5 separate regions of the Homo sapiens genome follow, and all the other regions are linked to region 3. The links are chromatin contacts, found by Hi-C or POLR2A ChIA-PET in ENCODE. All regions are on one chromosome and are shown on one strand. Each heading gives the region's core, a stretch centred on a gene start or an enhancer-like site at or near the end of the contact. The rest is flanking DNA. Distances are from core to core; before and after follow the strand shown.

Region 1 (2,700 bases), core at 4-2,503, 290 kb before region 3:
CACCCAGACGGGAGGCCACCTGGGCAGGAGCGCAGTTGCCCAGCCGCCCAGCTCTTGCTCCGCCTGTGGCTGTCCCCGAGAGCAGCCCCCTCCCCACTCGCAAAGAGCGCCACTGCGCGCCAGCCGGGCTCTCGAGGAATCGGCTGCCCTGGAGGGAAGGAAGGAGGGGAGGCAAGGGCTGGGGGCGGCGGAAGCGGCTCCCGGGACACAGGCTGAATGTAAGGGGGTCGGGGTGGGGGCTCAGTGCCCAGAACAGGGCTGTAGGAGTAGCGGGGAGGAGAGCGAGGCCCTGCGCCCTCAAGGGTTTGCGAAGAGGTGCGCTGCAGAGGGCGAGCTGGGGAGGGGCAGACTGCCAAGTCCGCTTGCTTCCCCGCCACGGCCCAGAACAGGGGGCGCGTCTCCGCTCCCTCCACCTCCAAGTCCCAGCCTGCGGACGTGGCGCCTCTCCCTCCAAGCCCCCAGCCCGCAGCCAAAGGGCAGGGCGGGGGTCTTACCTCGGCATGGACCTCCGCGTCTTCGGCCGCTACGCCAAGGCCCAGGCAGCCCAGAAGCACCAGGAGCAGCGGCAGCAGTCGCGGCCGCGCCGCCTCCTCCCGGTCGCCGAGGAGGCTGCCCGTCCAGCCCGGCCGTCCGGGCGCGCTCGGGTCGCTGCCCATGCTCTCGGCGCCCAGCCCAGCTCGGAACACTGCACGCCGGATCCTCGCACGCGCCTTGGAAACTTGCGACGCTCCCTGGCTCCTGGCCCGGCAGGCGCGCCGCGGACCTCGGGCTCCCGGTCCCCGCCGGAGCCGCCTAGGTCGCCTCGGCAAATTCCCAAGCCCGAGGAGAAGCGGGCAGGGCAGGTCCGGGAGCTCGGAACCAGCCGGCGGGAAAGGGGGCCGACCGGAGCTGCCCCCGGCGAGGTTCCGCAGCCTCGGCGCCCAGCGCCTGGGGCCCGGCTCCCGAGAGCAAGCGCAACTCCGGAGCCTTTGTCTGGCTCAGCGCTCCGGCCGCCCGGTCCCGCGGCGCTCCCTGCGCGCCCAGCTCCCTCTGTCCATGCCCGGGGCCGGGCGCTGCCCGGAGCGCGCGCCTCCTGCACGGGGATTCTGCTCGCCGCCGCGCCCGACCGGGCCCGGGTCCCCAAGCAGTCCCGGGAGGAGGCGCAGGGAGCCGACCCGAGAGAGCGAGCGAGAGAGCAAGCGAGCCAGCCAAGGAGCGGGCGCCCGACGTCCCCGGCGAGTTCAGCGCGGCTCCGGGCGCTCCCAGCCCTCCTCCCCGCGCGCCGCGGCCGCCGCGCTCTTAAAGGGCCAGTGTGCTCCCAATGCGCGGACCCGGGCGGGGACCGGGGGCGGTGCCCCAGCCGCAGGCTTCTCACAAGCAGGTGCGGGCGGCCGAGGCCCGACAGGTGGGCGGTCCGTTTACGCTTCCCAGACGGCAGGAAACCTCTCCAGCCCACCCCGCGTCACTCCCAACCCAGCGCCTAGGGGGCGGGGGTGACCTCCAACGCGACCCCCCGCGGAGGGAGGAGGCAGGGAAGGCGTGGTCTCCCCGCCTGGGAAGAATGAAGACTCCTCCTTCTCATACCTGGTGGGGGATACCGAGGCCTAGGCGGACGGGAAGGAGGTCTTAGGGGAGGGATCAAAGAGTCGTTTTAGGCTTAAATATAAATATATATGTATATATGGATATTTGTCAGCCTGAAACCTCTTTTCAAAAGCCGCAGGGTGTCTCTGGCCATTGAATAACTTTCCTCAGTAGCAAAGTGAGGGTTTTGTGCGCGTCGAGGGCGCGTTGCGGCGGACAAGGGGCAGGTTTAGGAGGGACACGGTTCAAGTTCCGCGTCCGCCCCTTAGCTGCCGCTTGCACGTGGGCAAATTAATCTCTCCGAGCCTCCATGTTCTTATCGGGAACGTGGGGCAAAGAGTTGGGGTGAGGGCGAGGTAAGACTTCCGGCTCCTGGCCTGGCGCAATAGGTGCCCAAGCACTTTGGCCACTGGCTGGTGCGAGTGAAGTGCGACAGTGCGGCCGGAGTCGGCGCGGGGCGGGTGGACACACCTCCCCGCGAAGCTTAACGAGCTGGATTTCATTCTATTCCGGAAGCAGCTTGAGGTCGGGGCGGGGTGGATGCAGGAGGCCAGAGCTGGGAGGCCCGGGTCGAAGGTCCACCGAGACCCGGGGACCAGGCCAAGGGCAGCCCTGGCGCGGCGGACTGGCCGGCGTGGTCAGTGGGTGAGGGTTGCAGGCAGGAGGGCGGAGACCGAAGATAAGCTGTTCCTTATCTTCAGACCCGGAAATGGAAGCCGTCCTCACCTGAGGGCGGTTTTCTCTAGAGCAGGCCCTCGGGGCACCCTAGCCGGCCTCACCTCCCGGAAACTGGAAATCAGGAGACCTGGCAGAGTGCCTTAGAGAGGGCGCGTTTGAACCCTCCTGGGATGTCCTTGGGGAAAGGAAGTCGGAGTTTAGAGAAAGGAACCGGGCGATTCTATCATTTCCACGGACTCACTTCTCTGTGGGATCCTTCATCTGGGAAGTTGGTTTCTAAATTCTCCACTTCGAAATTTGCTTTTGGGAAATGTGCAGTGGTCTTCAGACACGGACAACGGGGTTGTCCTTGTTTAACCGACCACGTCGCACTCTTTCATGATATTTAGTCCCGATTAGCCAATTTTAAAAAGTTTGGGGCTAGGTAAAGTGGCTCAAGCCTGTAATCCCAGCACTTTG
Region 2 (2,700 bases), core at 68-2,567, 360 kb after region 3:
CAGGAGTTTGAGACCAGCCTGATCAATATGGTGAAACCTTGTCTCTACTACAAATACACAAATTAGCCTGGCATGATGGTGTGCACCTTTAGTCCCAGCTACTCGGGAAGCTGAGACAGGAGAATTGCTTGAATCCGGGAGGCAGAGGTTGCAGTGAGCTGAGATCATACCACTGCACTAAAGCCTGGGTGACAGAACAAGACTCCGTCTCAAAAAAAAAAGAAAAAAAAAAAAGAGATCTCTTGCCTCAGCCTCCCAAGTAGCTGGGACTACAGGTGCCTGCTACCATGCCTGGCTAATTTTTTTAAGAGACAGGGTCTTGCTATGTTGCCCAGGCTGGTCTTGAACCCCGACCGCAAGTGATTCTCCCACTTCAACCTCCGGAATAGCTGGGATTACAGATGTAAGCCACTATGCCCAGCAATAAACTTTTTAAAAAATATATAAGTACAACTGCTTTCTAAGGAAGGTGGGGTCTGCTGAATAGATGATCCTTTGTTCTGCTGCTGAGAGCCAGAATGAGCCCGAGAGCAGTTGCTGAAAGGTACTGAGTCATCCTGCCTAGGAGGGAAGAGGCATTTGAAATTCCTGGAGCAAGAAGAGTAAGGAGGAGGGTTGGAGATGGACGGTATGAATAAGGTGGGGGCAGAGTGGGGCGGAAGGGGCAGGCAGTAGCTGAGTGTCACGTGGAACCAGAGAGAAACCCCGGGACAGGACAAATAAACCCAACTATTTGATATAAACATTTGAAGTTGTTTACATTGAATTTCCACCTTTTCTCTTCCTCTATAATCTCCAGCAAATTTTCTTCTGCTTAGCTTGAGCTCAAGGAGGATGAGTATAAAAAACAAGGAAGAGCTTGAGTTTCAGATCTGAGTCAAGGTTATATGCAGCAAAAGCAAGACCCCAGAGGGTTTTGCAAACATCTGGAGACCAGGGCAGTCAAGAGAGCAAGCTGATCTTATCTAGCCCTTCAGAGCCTGGGAAACCCCCAGGGCATCCCTGGGCTCCACCAGAACACGAACTGCTCATGCATAAATATTTACATATATGTGGCCATGCAAACATACACCACTTTCCCAAATACAGGCACATGCACGCTTGCACACACAGAGAGACTTTGTAGAGTCTGCTGCTTCCTCTCTCCATCGCTCCCCCTTAGCTTTGGCCCACCCTGCTTTGTGGGAAGGTGGTTTAGGGCCGGCAGGTCTGGGTTGAGTCATCAAGGAGAAGCACTAGTAGCTTCAGGGGGTTGGGGGCTGTGTGCAGGAGGGGCTCCCCAGGTCACAGGGCTGTCCTTTCTCTCTGAGTAACCAGGATATAAAAGTCACTGTGTGGGCTGGCCACCCTCCTTCTGCAATGGAACCTCAGACTGACTCACCTGCAGCCTCCCCAGGCCCTATTGAGTGGAGCCAGGTGGCAGTCCCCTAAAATGGCCTGCAGGTGTCTTCTTTGGGAAGCCCCAGAAAATACGGTGCCCCTGAGTGACCAGAGACAGGAGGAGGCAAGGGAGGCTGCCCAATGGATAGGAAAGAAGGTCCATTCTGTGCTCCCCAAATCCAAGATGGGAAAAGCCATTGCCCACCTCCAGGGCTTTAAAGAGCCACAGAGTCATCCTGTCTCCAAAGTCCCCACCCTCTGCCACGGTCCCTGAATGGTCCTGGCCCGGCTCAGTTCTTGGTTCTGCCAGGAAGATTGTTTAACTGACCTGGGGAGCCTGTCCCTTCTCAGAGCTGAAATTTTCCTTTCTGTAAATGGAGACAATGCCTCATCCAGCCAGTCATATATTATCTGTCATAGGAGTGTCAGGAAGGCAGGGACCTTGTCTGTCTTGGTATCATAGTTTCCCAGCATCAAGCACAAGGTGGATACTCAATCAATATTCATTGAATGAAATTAGTCTCAGTTTACTTATCTCTCTTTAATGCATCTATCTACCTATCCATCCACCCGTCCACCCACTCTTATCAATCTTCTACCCATTCCTCGCCCACCTGCCACCTCCTGCCCAACCCCTATTCATCTCCATTCATCCATCTACCCACTCCCTCTCCCCTACCTACCACCTGTCAATCTTCCGCCCCCTTTTATCTCACCTACTCATCCATCCCTCATCATCCCCTCCCCATCCCTTCTTCCATCCATCCATCTGTCCATCCATCCACCCATCCATCCATCCATCCATTCATCCATCTATCCACCCATCCATCCATCCATCCATCCATCCATCCATCCATCCATCCATCCATCCACTTCCTGATTCAGCCAACACTGGCTGGAATTACTTTTGAGTATATACAAAAATCTCAGGCCCTCTTATCCTTAACCTTGAGCTCTTTCTCCCATAGGCACTGGTGCTGAGTTTGAAGAGAGTGCTTCCATCCCAATAAATGCCATCAGATCACTCTGTTTATTCAGTCAACCAACAAATGCTGGTTCCTCTTGCCAGGCCCTGTGCTGGGTGCTGTGAGGTACAGTGAGATGAACAAGGAATGCCTCTGGCCTCAGAAGGCTCCCAGCCTGATGGACAGGTAAATTAGGCACACAAAGTATCAGAGGTTTTATTTATTTTTTTTAATTGAACACCTACTGTGTATTGGACCCTGTGTCCAGCATGTACACATCTGCTCTCTTTAATTCCCAACATTCCTGCAAAGGGAGTATTATCCCAACTTTACAGATGCAGAAGCTGGAAATAAG
Region 3 (2,700 bases), core at 72-2,571:
GGTGCCTCGTGGTTCCAAATTACCCACAGCAGCAACAGCAGCAGCCTGTGCACATCTGTCACGATCCTGGATCATGGAATGTTAGGCTCGAGCCATCTCAGCTCAATACAGGGCTGCAATACAAACAAGAGGTGACGTCATGTTAGAAAATGCTTGGTAAGAGCTGTTGCTCCCTGGATCACCAAGACCACTTGATAAAGACTGACACCCACCAAAGCCACCAGAGTCAGAAGCTGCACTGCAAATTAGGTTTGGGAATCTGCAGAGGGGGCACCTCAGGTAGGGTGATTTGGAACGTAAGGAAAAAGAAACTCCTCCCAGAGGCCAGGATAATGAGCTGCAGCTCTGTTCCGGGATGCTGGCTGCCTAAAGTGCAGCAGCCGCAGTGGGGCGGAGAAGACCACGTGTCTGCAATTCACATAGATTTCCTGCGAGTCGTTGTTTTTGTCTGACGTGTGGGATGTGGGAGAGCGGAGTCAGAAGCTAAGCTTAGGGGCCTAGGAAAGGCATCCCAGAGACGGCCACTGAAGTCCTCCTTGGAAAGAATCTCGAAGACGACCCTGATGGTCCAATTCCCCAGCTCCTGGCAAGGGAACCGCTCCTGCTCCCTGCGATTCCCAAGGACAGAGCTAGGAACTAGGCCTCCAGTCTGGGCGTAAGTGGCTATGACTCTTCAACTCTAAAAGGCCTCCTCATGGAGCCTCCCACCTCCTTCCCACAGCCACTTCACCTCTTTCCCATGAGCCCGCTCCCCTCCGTCCCCTTTCTCCTGGGTCCCCGGGTCTGCCTCTCTAGTCCTCCGTTCACACCCCCTTTTCTCCCTGCCCCCTGAGTCTCCCACTTATGCACATCCTGTCTCCCGATATCCCTCACGTGGCCCCTGCCTCGCCAGACTCCCGTTACTGCCCTTTCCCATATGCTCGCGGGGTCTCCCATTCATTCATTCTCCTACTTCTCTTCTCCCTATTCATTACCTGTCCTTCTGCAGACCCCCAGCTCTGCTTCCGGCCTCCCTGGTTTTGCCCCCTCCGGCCTCCACCCCGACCCCTCTCGTCCGGGGGCGGGGGCAGGTCCCTCGGCCACGGCTGATCCTCCCAACCCTCTGCTTGCGGAGTACGGGCTCTAGCCTCCCCACGCTCAGAGCTCTCTGCCCGCAAGCCCAGCCAGCCCCGCCTGGCTCGGCCCAGCCCAGGGCCCACCGTCCCCTCGCCACCTCGTCCCCTTGCCCACTCCACCTGCAGCTGCGGCTCCGGAGGCCGAGGCTCCGCTCCAGGCGCGACCCCCACTTGCCTCCATCCCCTGCCTTGATTGGCCGCTGCTTGACAACCGACCCTCACAACAAAACCTCCGGCTCAGAGCCCCGCCCACCTTGCCTCCCGCACCAATCAGCTGCCGCGGGTGCTCCGCCTCCTGCCAGGACTGACCAATGGAAGCAGGCGCTTCTGCCGCTTTTCCTCAGTACCCGCCCTCTTTTCCTAAATAGGACTAATCAAGAGGAAGGAACGTTCAAGAGCCGCCCCTTGGCCTCTAATAAACCAATGCAAGCTGCCGTTTCCTTAGTCCCGCCTCCGTCTCAAGTTTTCCCTTTCCTCTCCGTTTCCTCCCTCGAACCTAATTTGTGTCTGAAAACTTTTGAGAGCCGCCCTCCAATGGCGGCTGCGCCAATGGCTTGAGCAACCGTCCTGGATTGACCAATCAGCGTCCGCATTATTGGAAAACTCAATTCCCAGATAGCCAATGGGAAAGGAACTTCGGGGGCAGTGTGAAGCCTCAGGCCTTCCATCTTGGAGTGGGGCAAAACCTAAGGAGGCCTTAGTCGGCATTTTGCCGAAGCTCCTCATTCTTCACTTTGCCTGCAGATGGTCCCCCGTGGCAGGAGGACTTTGTCCCTGTTCTTTGACCCGGACGCCGGCTTGAATCCCCCATGGGAGGTCTAGAAGGAAACAGCCTGATTCCGGAGCCGAGGCAGGCGCTGAACCCTGTAGCACTGCACACGCAGCCACCGCCTCGACTAATGGATGCGTGGGCAAGGGGCTGCTCCCTGAATGGCTGCAATCAGGGAATCGGAGAAAGGCCAGCTTTATTTGTGACACGTTGGGCGGGGTGGGCTCTGGGAAGCGCCGTAACCCTTCTCGACTCAGGGCCTCTCGCGTGGCCGCTTAGGAGGGACTTGGCCCCGCAGCCGCCTCTCCCTGTTGCCCAGAGGTTGTCCCAGGCACCCAGAGCCCCTCGAACCTTGCCCTTCGGCCTCCAGCCTCTCACCGCAGGTCAGGGCTCCTTGGGCTCACATAACGCCCAGTACAACCATAAGAGGTAGGAATTCCTGTTCCCATTTACAGATGAGGAAACTGAGGCCCGGGTTAAGATGCTTGCAGAAAACCACACGGTCAGAAAGTAATAGCCCCAGAATTCGAACCCTTGTTCTGAAAGCCAAAGCGTGGGGGAGTCCCCACTCTGCCTTCTGCTTCAGCCTTCTGCTTCAGATTCTCCTGCTTCAGCCTCCTGGGTAGCTGGAACCACAGGCGCCCGCCACCACGACGGGCTAAGGCTAGTTTTTATATTTTTAGTAGAGACGGGGTTTCTCCATTTTGGCCAGGCTGGTCTTGAACTCCTGACCTTAGGTGATCCACCCGCCCCAGCCTCCCGAAGTGCTGGGATTACAGGCGTGAGTCACCGCAAGACACCTTTAAAAGATTAGCA
Region 4 (2,700 bases), core at 139-2,638, 450 kb after region 3:
TCTGCCTGCCTTGGCCTCCCAAAGTGCTGGGATTATAGGCGTGAGCCACAGCGCCTGGCCCTAATATTGTATATTTCAAAATATGGTAGCTAGAAGTGGGGATTTTGAATGTTCTCACCCCAAAGAAGCCATAAATGTATGAGGTGATGGATATGCTAAGTACCTTGATTTGATTTTTTTACACAACGTACACAGGTACCAAAACATCACATGGTACCCCATATTTAGGTACAATTATAGGTTGCCGAAAAAGTAATTGCGGTTTTTGCTATACTTTTATATGCAAAAACCGTATAACTTTTGCACCAACCTAATATTACATGTCAGTTAAAAACAATTTTTTAAGTGGCTCTCTTTTTAAGTGGGTATTTGGGAAAAAAAAAATGTGGGAGCCAAGAAGGCCTTGTCTACTTCGTTTCCTGCTGTATCCACAGGGCCTGGCATGTAGTAGGTGTTCAGCAAACATTGGTTGATGAATGCATGATGACCTATCTGTGCAAACCTCTAGGCTCAAGAGGTGTGTGTGTGTGTGTAAGTATTTTAGGGTGCATGTGTGGCAATGAAACTGTATATGACCTCCCATCTTCTGAGTGACCCCTCCTCCCTCACGCTGTCAGGAGCTTTCTGGGGAATATTTCATTTATTCCCTACAACGCTCTGTGAGGCAGGTTTCCTTCGTATCTATATGACAGACGAGGAAACTGAGGCTCCGCGATCATCTAAGTTATATAAAATATGTTCAGAAGTGAAAACAGCATTAATAGGCAGAAAAGGACCTCCCCCTTCTACCGCTTACCCACCGCTTACCCAGACCCTCCCCTTCCCCGCGCTGGGTCTCCCAGGATTCTTCTTTACTTTCTTTTCTATAAAATACAGACGGGGGGAGGGGGGGCGTCTCACTGTGTTACCCAGGCTGGTCTCGAACTCTTGGCCTGAAATTATCCTTTCACCTTAGCCTCCCAAAGTGCTGCGATCAGAGGCAGGAGCCACCGCATCCAGCCTTCTCCCGGGACTCTTCAAGAGTCGCTGCGCCGGGGCCTAGGCCGAGGGTGCACAGCGCGTAGAAAGCGCCTGGGAGAGCGGTGTCCCCCGCGAGCTACCACAAGTTTATCCCTAGGCGCGGAAGCTACCACGGCCTGGGCGAGAGCCGGGAAATTCCCAGCGGGCGGCTTGCCCCGGGGGAGGCCGGCGAAGCGGTCTAGGCTGGTGCTGGCGGAGCCGATTCACGGACCCGGGGTTGTTTACTGGTCCGGGGAGTGGACGCGGCTGCCCACGAACCGGTCGCGGCTGGGGCGGCGGCGGCGAGCAAAGGGTTAAGGGGGCGGCCCCGGCGGCGGGGGCGGAGCCGGGATCTCGGCCGCACCTGGCGCCCCAGGCTCCCAGCCCCGACGCCTCCTGCAGCGCCTGGAGCCACACAGGGATCCGGAGCCTGGGGGAAAAGCGGCGCGGGAGCCGGCACCCACCGCTGGAGGGGCGGCGACGGCGGCCGTAGCGACCTCGGGAGGCAAGCGGAGCCGCCATGGCCGAGTTCCCGTCGAAAGTTAGCACGCGGACCAGCAGTCCTGCGCAGGGCGCCGAAGCCTCGGTGTCGGCGCTGCGCCCGGACCTGGGCTTCGTGCGCTCCCGCCTCGGGGCGCTCATGCTGCTGCAGCTGGTGAGAGCACGCGCGGGCCCACGGGGTTGGCCGGGGGCTCCCGGTCCGGCCAGGATGGGTGAGGGACTCCGGCGCTGCGTTCATTTTTCGCGAACCTTGCGCTCCCCACCCGGGCTCACACTGTCACCGACGCGCTGCGCGTACCCCTAGGGCGCTTCCCGCACGGACGCCCCCAAGATCGCCCTGCATCCCTCTCACCACGACACTACCCCGTGGCCGTCGCTGCGAGCGTGAGCACCCTGCACCGTGTACAGAGTGCCCACTGCCCGTGCCCCATCGTGCCCCCTCCAAGGTGGTTACCAGCGGCCACAGAAGCCCCCACCGGAGCCACAGTCACTGCGCACAACCCGCCAACCCTTCCCAGCCCTCCCTTCCCTCCTCTCTCTTTTTCACCCCTCTTTCTGCCCGGACAGTGCCCCCAGCCCTCTAGGGAACCCAGTCTGAGGCAAAGTCCACTCTCTGACCACCTTCTGTCCCGCTCCCAGCGGCTCCGGGTGGCCGCACCCATGAACATTCCTCATCTAATCTAGAGGGCACATCCGACTCCCCAACACGCACACTCAGGCACTACCCTGTGGGCGCCCGCGCGGGAGCCGGGCTCTTCTAGCTTTCTCTGGGTGACCCGCCAGGTTTCAGCCGGTTTAGCCAGCCCCACGGGACCGAGATATCGCTGGAGGGAGGGGTTTGTGGGTAGCCAGGGGCAAGACTCCTACTCTCTCCCAGACCCCTGTACAGACCCCAACTGAGGCGGACCCATGGGAACATCCTCCACTCCCACACCAGCCACAGGCCCGGATGTTAGCTTCTTCCTCTGCCACCCTTTCGTGAGGGTCTGGAAGCTGGGTGGGTGCCCTGGGTGGGTGAGGGCCTGATACATTTTCAGAGGACTCAGGTGGAATTGGAGTTGGGCCAGGACCTGTATTTCTTAGCAATCCAGCGAGTGGACATTTCCCATTGTCTCCTATTGCTGGGTGCTAGCGCTGCTGCGAGGCCCAAGCTAGAGGGCAGGGTGGTTGCTTTGGTGCCAGACCCTGGGCTGAGGTCCA
Region 5 (2,700 bases), core at 22-2,521, 430 kb after region 3:
GACATCTTTGCCTGCCTCATCCACTTCACCTCCAGATTCCCCCATTCCCCTGGGGCTGGCCTGGCTTCTCCCCTCAGTGGTCAAGATGTCCAAACAAGGACTTTAACAGGCATTTGCTCCTGGCACCCTGTGGCTTCTGCCCTCCACCCTCAGCCAAGAAAACCAGAGCCTAAATAACAAAAGCTTGGCCATGCTACTTGGACTGCCTTACTGGGAAAATCCTACCCTTTCTTTTAAATCTCCTTTAATAATGAAAACAAACAGGACTAAAAACAGCATCTCAAAGTCCATCCTGCCATGTGAATTGGCAAGCCCTCGTGGCTTTTTTTTTTTTTTTCTTTTTGAGATGGAGTCTCGCTCTGTCGCGCCCAGGCTGGAGTGCAGTGGCACGATCTCGGCTCACTGCAACCTCTGCCTCCTGGGTTCAAGCAACTTTCCTGCCTCAGCCTTCCGAGTAGCTGGGATCACAGGCGCCTGCCACCATGACTGGCTAATTTTTTGTATTTTTAGTAGAGATGGGGTTTCACCATGTTGGTAAGGTTGGTCTCGAACTCCTGACCTCAGGTGATCCGCCCGCCTCGGCCTCCCAAAGTGCCAGGATTACAGGTGTGAGCCACCGCGCCCGGCCTCATGGCCTTTATTAAGGAGACAATGTAAAGAAAGTGCTTGGCACAATGCTAGGCACACAGCATTCAAGAAGGGGTTTTGTTTTGTTTTGTTTTGTTTTGTTTTGTTTTTGAGACAGCATCTCACTCTGTTGCCCGGGCTGGAGTGAGGTGGCATGATCACGGCTCACTGCAGCCTCGACCTCCTGGGCTCAAGCGATCCTCCCACCCCGGCCTCTCAAAGTGTTAGGATTACAGGTGTGAGCCACCACACCTGGCCTCAAGGAGTTTTGAGCCAGACAAATCAAGTTCCATTTATCAGCTGTGTGACTCTGGGTAATTCATGTGGTCTCTCTGAGCCTCACTTTCCTGTAAAATGGGGGTAATGATGACCTGTGTTGTGGTGCTGTGCTGAACATTAAGTGAGGTAATGGATGGAAAGGAAACATTCACTAATACTCAGCTTCTTGCCACACTTGTCCCTGGGAGGGCTGGTGATGTGTGCTGAAGTCCCAGGAATGCTAGGAATTACCCCTTTCAGGCACCTTGGCTGGACAAACACTAGGTCCTCATTTGGCCATCTGACTTCATCTGTGCAAAGTAGGGCAAAGTACAGGAAGAGCCACGTCGGGGCTTCCCCAGCTGCTTGTGGGCTTTTCAAGCTCCACCCAGGGGACTTTTTTTTCCCCAAGCTGGACAAATGTCCGGAGCAGGGAATGGGTGAGGCCTGTCCCACAGGGCTCATTGTTGGCGTCTAGGCTGCTGATAAGGTGGAAACAGGACATAAACAGAAATGGTGGCCTTCTCCCTTCCCAATTTTGGTCTCAGGGACCTAGGGGTACAAGGCTTCCTCCAGGCCAGGAGGGTGTCACATGAAAGGTGTCGAGGGGGGACACCTGATCATCCACCCAAACCCAAGAGACAGAGCTGTGTGGGAACCTGGTGCTGAGCCCCATCAAGGGAGCACTTTCTCCCAGGCCGGCCAGGAGGGCAGCAGGCAGGGCGGGGCTGGTGTGGGCTCCAGCTCTGGCGCTACCTCTGTTCCCTTCTCTCTAAAATGATGTGCACTCAGAAAGGTTGGTGATGCAAGAAATGAAGGGAGGGTCCCAGAGGTGGAGAGTGCAGGGCTTCTGCCCCAAAGAGGACCTTGGGCAAGTCACTCAGCCCACCTGAGCCTTACCTCCCTGGTCTGCAAAATGGGGTGAAAGTGGGAAGCTAGCAGCCCCTGCTTCAAAGCCCTTGCCTTCAAGGGAAACCAAGCATCTAGTAACCTGGCTCCCCTATGGCCTTCGTGACCTCCTATTGCATCCCTACATCCTCTCTCTCCACCCTGACACCCCACACACACACCAGCCAGCCAGCAGGGCTTGTGTGTTTTACCCCAAAACACATCCTGAATCTTGAATTCTACCACCTTTTGCAATCTCCACTTCCCTGGTCCAGCCATCATCATCTCTTACCCTCCCTGCCCTGGCCTTCCCCCTGGACTTCCAATTCTTCCCTTGGCCTGCCGTCCATCCTCCACACAGCAGCCAAAGGGATAGTTTTTGAAGGGCCCTCAGGACCATGCCACTCCCCTGCTTAAAACACTCCAGGCTGGGCACAGTGGCTCACACCTATCATCTCAGCATTTTGGGAGACCAAGGCCGGAGGATCTCTTGAGCTCAGGAGTTCGAGAACAGCCTGGGCAAAGTGTCAAGATCCTGTCTCTACAAAAAGTATAAAAATTAGCCAAGTGTGGTGGTGCACACCTGTAGTCCCAAATACTTGGGAGGCTGAGGCAGGGATTGCTTGAGACCAGGAGATTGTCTGCAGTAAGCCAAGATTGTGCCACTGGACTCCAACCTGGGCCACAGGGCTGGACCCTGTGTCAAAACAACAACAACAACAAACAAAAACACAGCAGTTACTCCATCACAGAAGAAAATCCAAACTCCTTTCCCTGGCACTCCAGCCCTGTGTGATATGGCCTGAACCTTCCCATCACCTTACCCCTGCCACACTGGCCTTGCTGTCCCTCCAACAGACTATATTTCTCTCTGCCTCAGAGCCTTTGCACTGGCTATGTCTTTTATCTGAAATGCTGCCACCTGCA

Evidence for each region. A loop is a pair of places that touch in the nucleus more often than their neighbours do. ChIA-PET counts read pairs that join two places held with the same protein, here RNA polymerase II (POLR2A). Pooled maps may share reads with other maps.
Region 1: a pooled map shows a loop between it and region 3 (7-fold over the local background). The contact joins the promoter of MMP15 here to the promoter of KATNB1 in region 3. A Hi-C loop is called at or near these places in 9 of 50 pooled maps. POLR2A ChIA-PET finds 5 or more read pairs at or near these places in 9 of 52 experiments (CD4-positive, alpha-beta T cell, Caco-2, H1 and 6 more).
Region 2: a loop to region 3 is called in a pooled map, with 2.8 times the contacts of the local background. The contact joins the enhancer-like site here to the promoter of KATNB1 in region 3. A Hi-C loop is called at or near these places in 1 of 50 pooled maps. POLR2A ChIA-PET finds 5 or more read pairs at or near these places in 2 of 52 experiments (HepG2 and activated CD4-positive, alpha-beta T cell).
Region 4: a pooled map shows a loop between it and region 3 (2.9-fold over the local background). The contact joins the promoter of PLLP here to the promoter of KATNB1 in region 3. A Hi-C loop is called at or near these places in 1 of 37 single-sample maps with no recorded cell type and 1 of 50 pooled maps. POLR2A ChIA-PET finds 5 or more read pairs at or near these places in 3 of 52 experiments (GM12878, T-cell and naive thymus-derived CD4-positive, alpha-beta T cell).
Region 5: a loop to region 3 is called in a map of CD4-positive, alpha-beta T cell, with 5 times the contacts of the local background. The contact joins the enhancer-like site here to the promoter of KATNB1 in region 3. A Hi-C loop is called at or near these places in 7 of 168 maps with a recorded cell type or tissue (CD14-positive monocyte, CD4-positive, alpha-beta T cell, CD4-positive, alpha-beta memory T cell and 2 more), 7 of 37 single-sample maps with no recorded cell type and 21 of 50 pooled maps. POLR2A ChIA-PET finds 5 or more read pairs at or near these places in 3 of 52 experiments (GM12878, T-cell and naive thymus-derived CD4-positive, alpha-beta T cell).

The regions. Positions count from the first base shown.
Region 1 is chr16:58,024,307-58,027,006 of GRCh38, reverse strand. It overlaps MMP15 (matrix metallopeptidase 15), which reads right to left and starts at 1,253. Exons shown (of 10, transcript NM_002428.4): 1 at 495-1,253. The coding sequence starts at 656. RefSeq lists enhancers at 1-138, 689-1,238, 1,471-2,056, 2,057-2,644 and a silencer at 1,105-1,244.
Region 2 is chr16:57,375,993-57,378,692 of GRCh38, reverse strand. All of the region lies in intron 1 of CX3CL1 (C-X3-C motif chemokine ligand 1), which reads right to left. Among named protein-coding and RNA genes, the nearest start is that of CX3CL1, 4.9 kb to the right of the region's middle. RefSeq lists an enhancer at 1-102. Within about 2 kb of position 1,317, at least 5 of the 41 ENCODE cell types and tissues checked have a DNase peak (open chromatin) inside an H3K27ac peak, as active enhancers do.
Region 3 is chr16:57,734,391-57,737,090 of GRCh38, reverse strand. KATNB1 (katanin regulatory subunit B1) reads right to left here and starts at 1,321. Exons shown (of 20, transcript NM_005886.3): 1 at 1,236-1,321; 2 at 1-113. It overlaps LOC107984852 (a long non-coding RNA gene), which reads left to right and starts at 447. Exons shown (of 2, transcript XR_001752221.3): 1 at 447-655; 2 at 1,484-2,700. RefSeq lists enhancers at 126-195, 1,564-1,733, 1,480-1,774, 1,754-1,863, 2,493-2,700 and a silencer at 1,014-1,253.
Region 4 is chr16:57,283,360-57,286,059 of GRCh38, reverse strand. It overlaps PLLP (plasmolipin), which reads left to right and starts at 1,388. Exons shown (of 4, transcript NM_015993.3): 1 at 1,388-1,654. The coding sequence starts at 1,520. RefSeq lists a silencer at 1,195-1,604 and an enhancer at 1,649-2,310.
Region 5 is chr16:57,302,847-57,305,546 of GRCh38, reverse strand. No RefSeq gene overlaps it. Among named protein-coding and RNA genes, the nearest start is that of TRL-CAG2-2, 3.6 kb to the right of the region's middle. RefSeq lists an enhancer at 1,340-1,389. Within about 2 kb of position 1,271, at least 20 of the 41 ENCODE cell types and tissues checked have a DNase peak (open chromatin) inside an H3K27ac peak, as active enhancers do; they include GM12878, where a contact is called at or near this core.